Linked DNA regions of Homo sapiens: region 2 is linked to region 1. A link is an interaction called in ENCODE POLR2A ChIA-PET data of the cell type or tissue named here. Cell type or tissue: PC-3. All regions are shown on one strand. Region 1 has its middle 170 kb from the start of POLR2M. Region 2 overlaps LOC105370834 (a long non-coding RNA gene).

Region 1 (4,000 bases):
CTCTATGGATTTAATATTATTCTCACAATAATACCCACCTACCAGGATTATGGTGAAAAATCATGATGTAATGATAACCTACAATAACCACTGCATGTGTTTTGTAATCACAAAGCCTCTTTATTTTGGGGTCCCACTACTTCTTTAAATTTGTTCTGTGGGGCTAGTTATTTTCTGCTCTTGGATCATATTTAGGACAAGTCTCACGGGCTTTACAGTCCCTTTCAGGTAATAAAAGCAGTCTCAGCTCAATAATTCATATTCTCAGTCCAGTAAAAAAACTGAATTTCATACTTTGTCCACAGTTTCAGCTTCTGCATGTTCATTCACAGCTTGGGCCTGGAGCCGGGTGGCTGCTGCTGCAGTGGCCCAGGTGGTGACTTTGAGTTCTTGAGCTCTGCTTCTGCCTCCCCAGTCTTGTTAATTGTGGCTTCCAACCCCCCTAGGATCACAGGGTGGGAGACAGCAGGGAAAGGCAGCATGAAAGTTCTTGCTCGGCTGACACCATGGAGGACTAGAAGTGGGGCTCTTTGGTCTCAGCAGTTCTCATGGGGACAATGTGGGGATTCTTCAGAGACATCCCCTCTCTCCTGCCTCACCACTGTGAAAAAGCATCTGAAGTCTCTCCATTAAGGATAACACATGCTACAAGGTTTTTACATGTGTGTAAATAACCTTTATTAAGGCAGCTCACCTTCTACTCTGGGTTCTAAGCAGTTATTCCGTAAAAAATCATAAATAAATAAAGGCTTTTCTAGTAGCTTGAGATATCATGCATTTTCTGTTGCTTAGTCTATTAATGAGACAATTTATATTTGTAGAATTCTGATGTTAAACCAGCCTCAGAGTTTTTGGATAAGCTACATAATCATAGTGTATTTTTCAAAATTCAACATCTGATTTAGTAAGCTAAAATTCTTGCTTTGATTTTCACATTTATGTTCATAAGTGAAATATGCCTATAATTTCCTTTATCTGGTTTCGTAATCAATATTATATTAACTTCATAAAATAAGTGGTGCAGATTTTTCTTTGTGTCTGTTTTCTGGCACAAGTTATTTTTTATTCAGACCTTTAAAATTATTTTGATATATAATTATCACAATTTAGTTAATATAATTGATCTTAACTTAAACAATTTATTTAATGTAGTTTCTGTGTGTCCTCTTCAATTTCTTTTATTAGTGTTCTACTTTCCGGATACAGATATTTCACTTCTTTGGTTAAATTGATTCCTAGGTCTTTTCTGTTTTTCATAGCTATTGTAAATAAAATGCCTTTTTGATTGCTTTTTCAGATTACTTGATGTTGGTGTATACAAATGCTACTAATTTTTAATAGTGATTTTATATTCTACAACTTTTCCAAATTCATTTATCAGTTCTAGCAGTTTTTTAGTATAGTCTTTAGATTTTTCAATATACAAGATTATACAGTTTAAAACAAGGATAATTTGACTTCTTCCTTTCCAACTTGGATGCCCTTTATTTCTTTCTCTTGTCTAATTGCTCTGGGCAGGACTTCCAGCACTATGTTAAATAAGAGTGGTGAAAGTGGTCATTCTTTCCAGGTCTTAGAGGAAAGGCCTTCAATTTCTCCCCATTCAGTATGATGTTAGCTGTGGGTTTGTCACATATGACCTTTATTATTTTCAGCTACGTTTTTTCTATACCCAGTTTGATGAAGGGACACTGAATTTTACTGACTGCTTTTATAGTACTTCCTGAAATGATTCATGGTTTTTGTTCTTGGTTCTGTTAACGTGATGAATCATGTTTATTGATTTGCCTATGTTGAACCATCCTTCTGTCCCTGGGATAAATTCCACTTGACCATAGAGAGTGAACTTTTTACTGTGTTATTGAATTTGATTTGCTAGTATTTTGTTGAAGATTTTTGCATCTATGTTGATCAGTGATATTGACCTGTAGTTTTCTTTTCTTGTTGTGTCCTTGTCTGGTTTGGGTATTTTTCAGGGTAATGCTGGCCACTAATAATGAGTTTGGAAGCATTTCTTCCTCTTCAATTTTTTTTTGAAGAGTTTGAGTAGAATTGGCATTAGTTGTTTTTTAAATATTTAGTAGAAGTCAGCAGTGAAGCCACAAGGTCCCAGGCTTTTGATGGGAGAATTTTTATTATGGCTTCAATCTTGTTATTGGTTACTAGTTTGTTGAGTTTTCTTATGTCTTCATGATTCAATCTTGGTAGGTTATATGTTTTAGTAATTTATCCATTTCTTCTGAGTTTTCTAATTTGTTGGCATCTAGTTGTTCATAATAGGGTCTAATGATTCTTTGTATTGCTGTGGTCTTAGTTGTCTGTCTCCTTTTCTTGTTTCTGATTTGGGTCTTTGCTCTTTTTTCCTTAGTCTAGCCCACGTTTGTCAATGTTGTTTATTATCTTTTAAAAAAACCAACTTCTTGTTTTATTAATCTTCTGTATTATTTGTCTCGATTTTATTTATTTCTGCTCAGTTATCTTTTTCCCTCTAATTTTGAATTGGTTTATTGTTGCTTTTCTTGTTTTTTGAGGTGCATCATTAAATTCTTTATTTGAAGTCTTTCTACTTTTTTTGATATAGGCATTTATTGATACAAGCTTCCCACTGAGTACTGCTTTTGCTGTAACCCATAGATTTTGGTATATTGTATGTCCATTTCTATTTGTTTCGAGACATGTTTAAATTTCCTTCTTAATTTCTTCATTGTGCAGGAGCATGTTGTTTAATTTCCATGTGTTCGTGTGGTTTCTGAGATTCCTCGTTATTGATTTCTAGTTTTATTTCATTGTGGTCAGAAAAGATAATTGGTATGATTTCTGCTTTTTTGAATGTGTTGAGATTTGTTTTGTGGCTTAAAATGTTGCCTGTTCTGAAGAATATTCCATGTACTTATGAAAAGAATGTATATTCTGCAGCATTTGGGGGAAATGTTCTATAAATGTCAGTTTGGCCTACTAATTCTAGTATATAGTTTAACTTCAATGCTTCTCTGTCGATTTTCTGTCTGAATAATCTGTTCTTTACTGGGGGGCGGTCTTAAAGTCCCCTACTATTATCGCATTGCGGCCTCCCTCTCTCTTTAGATCTATTAATATTTTCTTCATATACTTGGGAGCTGTCGTGTTGGATGAATGGAGATATTTATAATTGTTATATCCTCTTGCTGAATTGACCTCTTTATCATTATATAATGACCGTGTCTCTTTTTATAGCCTTTGACTTGTAGTCTATTTTATCTCATATAGGTACAGCTAGTGCTTTTTTTTTGGGAGGGGGGGTTCCACTTACAAGAAATATCCTTGGCGGGGGGGTTCCACTTACAAGAAATATCCTTTTCCATACCTTTACTTTTAGACTATGTGTGTCTTTATAGGTGAAGTGGGTTTCTTGTAGGCAGAACATAGTTGGGTCTCCTTTTATTTTTATCCATTCAGCCACTCTATGCCTTTTACTTGGAGAACTGACTCAATTTCAATTCAGAGTTATTAGAAGTAAGGATTTACTACTGCCATTTTGTTGCTTGTTTTCTGGTTGCTTTCTAAGTCCTCTCCATTTCTTACTTTCTTACTGTCTTCCTTTTGTTAAGTGATTTTTTTCTCATAGTATGTTTCAATTATTTGCTTTTTATTTCTAGTCAATCTATTATAGGTTTCTGCATTGTGGTTACCATGAGGTGTATTACAAGAAACATCTTATGTATATAACAAGTTGTTTTAAAGAAATGACAGCCTTTCTTAGATCACAAAGAATAGACACAAAGAAAAATATTTTTAAAAATACATTTTAATTCTATCTTCCCCACACTTTGATTTTATGATGGCTCAGTTTACATATTTTTATATTACCGATCTCTTAACAGGTTGCTGTAATTATTATTGTCTTTGATAGATTTGTCTTTGGAGATTCATACTAAAGTTATGAATGCATTGCATAGCGCAATTACAGCATTTGAGTATTCTGGGACTGTCTGTGTACTTAGTTTTACAAGTTAATTTTATG
Region 2 (4,000 bases), 97 kb after region 1:
ACCTCCTGCACCCCCAGCTTCTACTTGGCCTCTTTCCTGTAGCCATCCACACCCTGGGGAAACAAATGTGAGTCGACTGTGGGCCAAAGGGGACCTGCTGTTACCAAAAGGAAAGGAACCCTGACTGGGGCTTAGGAGATCCATGTTCTGGTTTATGGGCTGAGCCCTGCCTGGTGACCTAAACCTGCCTGAACCCCAGCTTGTTCGTAACAGCAATTAACCAAAGCCATTCGACCCAACAAGACCATGGAAAGGATCCAAGCAAATGATATCGCTGTGCCTCAAATGAAGTCACATCCTATGACTGTTAGGTATGCTGAATGTGGTTATTCAATGGATCTGCTCAATATAGTCTAACGTACTTTTTTTTTTTTTTAACAACGACAACAACAAAAAAAACAAGCCACTCATGCCAGATGCTGAAGACTTTAATGCTATGAGAAGAACAATGAGCTGTAAGTGTAGAAATTACAAGGGATAGAAAGAAAAGCAATCATCAATACAAATTTTACAGCATCTTGAATCTGAAAACATCCTAAGAGCAATCTCTTCCTTGATGAAGGCTGTGTGTGTGTGTGTGTGTGTGTGTATACATACATATATTTACATGAACTATATGTATATGTGTGTGTATTTACATGAACTACCCTTCTCAGAGCTCCTAGAGTGGTTTTTCTGGGTCTGTTACAACCTTTATCACATTCTCTCTTGTGTTGTAGTGATATAGAGCAAAAATGTAAACAAGACCTGGTGCCTTCCCTCAAGTGAGGAAGCAGTTTGATATAGACACCTCAGGGTAAGATTAAGTTACTGTGGAAGCTCATACTGGAGGAATTAATGTAGAATTGGAGACATCAAGGAAGGCTTCCTGGAAGGCATGGTGTCTGAGTCTTAAACTACAGGTTAGACTGAGCCACACATGAAGAGAAGTTAGAGGACCCAGAATTCAGGTCTTTTACTATTCAAATTGAGGCTTTCTAGTAACCAAAAGGTTGGGATACATTCTCAAAGCAGGAAACAGCATAAATTACAGCCTGCAAGACTCAGCTACCCTTGAGCGCTATATTTCATGGGCTTTTCACTACAACTGCTTTCATTTCAGATCCCTTGACTCACGCTCTGCCTCACCTTTGAGGTCTAGAGTGTAGTAGGATAATGTGGGAGCATTTTCTCTTACAGAAACAAGAACTACAGCTCAGGTGGTGGTACACATGCTCAGTTGCTGCCACACCCCTTAAGATGAGTCTTCCTATCTGGACATGAAGAAAGGCACCTGGGGCTCCACATGCCAAAAGGTATGTCTGAGGGTATGTCAGAGGCAGTCGGGCAGGTGCTGACATCTGGGGTGCCTGGCCTGCCTGGAGCTGGCACCTCAGCCCTCCTTTCTCCTTCGCACTTCTGAGTCACCGTGGGAAACTGTATCAGCCAGTGCCCATCCATCATGGGGCATCTGTCCAACATCAAAGTCTCAATGCCCTTCATTGACACAACTTGAGGCATTCCGAGGTTATCAGGGATTTGCTAGCCTGTCAGAGCCAGGGAATGGGCAGGCTGTCTGGGGAGGATGTGCCATCCAGGAGGGATGTCATTTTGATATACCTGGAAAGATGAGACACAACTGCCAGGTCTTCAGGAGGGCACTCCCATCCCCACCCCACCCCATCACAAGGACCCATTTCAAAAAAAAAAAAAAAGCCACGGGGCAGAGGGAGCTAAGAAGTGGAATTCATATTCACAACCTGAAACTCTTGACAGTTGCAGAACCTCACCAATTCTGCCAATACTGTCTCCTCACCAATTCGTTTGACAGTCATAACTTGGCATCTAAACTTCCAGGGTGGGCAAGCGCAACATTTTGGGTCAGGCAACCCTGTGCTGGAGTCCTGCTCAGCAACCAATCTGTGCCAGGTTCCAAATGAGAGAAATAGTACGTACCTCAGGGGACTGTCACAAAGTTAATGCAGATAAGGCATTTAAGGCCACCTAACACACCCTGTGGCACAGACCCTCTGGCACAGAGCAAGCCTGCCACATATGGTAGTTATTATTATGCTCATAAAATTATAAGTTGCTGGAGAATTCTGCTAATAAATTATTGACTACTAAGATTAGGGATTTTTTAAGTTATAGTTCTGCCTTCTGTTCTTTAAAACTACCTTTGATGTAAACAGGAATTCTAACAATTTAGAAGCTCAGGTACATAGTTAAATCAGTAACATATGCATTTTTGCACATTCATGTTTTGGTTTTATTTTCTAAGCCTTCTAAACAAACCCATCAAAAACCTCTCTTTCTAAGCTACTATTATGTCCTCCCTCAAAAATAAAACATTAAAATTTTTATTAAAAAGAGATTCATTTTCCTTTCGGGCCACAGAGTGACCCAGCTAGCATCATTGCAAGAGATCACATTTGCAGTAACTGAAATGACAGATGCTGTCAGTGAAACTGAAGAGGCCTCAGGAGTATTGTTGTGGTTTGGCTAAATGATGATCAGATGAAATATCATTGGTTGAGTCTTACTAAGGATGTCTTCGCATTAGAGCTATTTGCAAAAAAAGTGACATGAAGTCAGCATGGGCTTGCTGTTTTTCTCGTGCATGTTTTTCATTTTGATATTATATCATGAACAGCTGTAAGGATAATGTTACTCGTCCCTTCTGGAAACATTAATCACAAGGGTTTATTTATTATTTGGTTTAAGTATTTAAAAGTTAAAACATTTCCAAGCTGTCACTGTTGAAATATTTCTAATATTGCAAAACAGCAATTATTTCAGAGAGGGTATTGTTAAGATTTCCACTTCAGAAAGAAAATAATAACCAATGTTCTATGGGTTAGGTTAATGAGAATGAAAGGTACATTGGGATTGGTACTTTTTTTCCTTGTGAACTAAAAATTGGGGCATATAAAAATGGAGCTACAAATTTGACTATTGTATGGATAATTGACTTGGGAGTTACTGATAAGATAGAAGCTCTATGGCTTTTGCAACACTAAAAGAATATCTTATAGTCATACATGACTTTGCAAAGTATATTCTGTTTTTAATCCCAACTTCCCAGTTGTCCTATAAATTAAGCATTTATAATACTATAAATTCATGGATAAAGAAATTTTTATGGCTTGCACAAGATCAGCCGGTTACCATTTTGTTTGTTTGTTTGTTTGTTTGTTTTTTGAGACAGTTTTGTTCTTGTTGCCCAGGCTAGAGTGCAATGGCGTGGTCTCGGCTCACTGCAACCTCCGCCTCTCGGGTTTAAGTGATTCTCGTGCGTCAGCCTCCCAAGTAGCTGGGACTGCAGGCATGTGCCACCACACCTGGCTAATTTTTGTATTTTTAGTAGAGATGGGGTTTCGTCATGTTGGCCAGGCTGGTCTTGAACTCCTGACCTCAGATGATCCACCCACCTTGGCCTCCCAAAGTGCTGGGATTACAGGCATGAGCCACTATGCCCGGTCCAGCCAGTTAATTTTTTAAAAAAATAATTGATATGCCAGACATTGTGCTGTGTTAGGCAGAGCTTCCAGTAAGCCAGACTGTGTGAGTTAGGAAGGAGAAGGCAGGCCCAGGCCTCTTGGCTTGGCAAACTGGGAACAGGCTGCATTTCAGCACTCTCACCCCCAATATCCAGGCAGTTCTGTGCAGGGCATAGGTTGTCCAACCGCATAAGAAAAGCCCAGTGCTGCAGCTCGGGAATACAGCAATAGACCAAAAAGGGCACAGTCTTAGACCTTAGCAGTTAATAATCACCCCACTAAAAAAAAAAAAAAAAAAAAAAAAAAAAAAAAAAAAAAAAAAAAAAAATCACAAAGAACAGAGACACACCCATCCTGGGTGTGTCCATGGCCAATGCATTCTCTCCTGTGTCTCTTTTTCTGATTATGTGTGCTTGGGCGGGGTTGGGGGAGATATTGTTTGTGTGTGTTGTTTGTGGCTTATACAACTGAAATTTATTTTCTTACTGTTCTGGAGGCTGGAAGTCCAAGACCACGGTGAT

The links. Peaks named below come from ENCODE experiments on the same cell type or tissue, not always from the same donor. Only the 100,000 strongest peaks of a DNase experiment are listed, where the experiment ranks them.
Region 2: POLR2A ChIA-PET joins it to region 1 with 5 read pairs; 3 of 35 experiments call an interaction of 5 or more read pairs at or near these places.

Annotation. Positions count from the first base shown.
Region 1 is chr15:57,876,496-57,880,495 of GRCh38, reverse strand. No RefSeq gene overlaps it. Among named protein-coding and RNA genes, the nearest start is that of POLR2M, 170 kb to the right of the region's middle. In PC-3, no CTCF peak of the experiment used is centred here; a DNase peak (open chromatin) is centred at 1,755; H3K27ac peaks cover 1,001 bases.
Region 2 is chr15:57,779,175-57,783,174 of GRCh38, reverse strand. LOC105370834 (a long non-coding RNA gene) reads right to left here. Exons shown (of 6, transcript XR_001751554.3): 6 at 413-1,599. Among named protein-coding and RNA genes, the nearest start is that of POLR2M, 74 kb to the right of the region's middle. In PC-3, no CTCF peak of the experiment used is centred here; no DNase peak of the experiment used is centred here.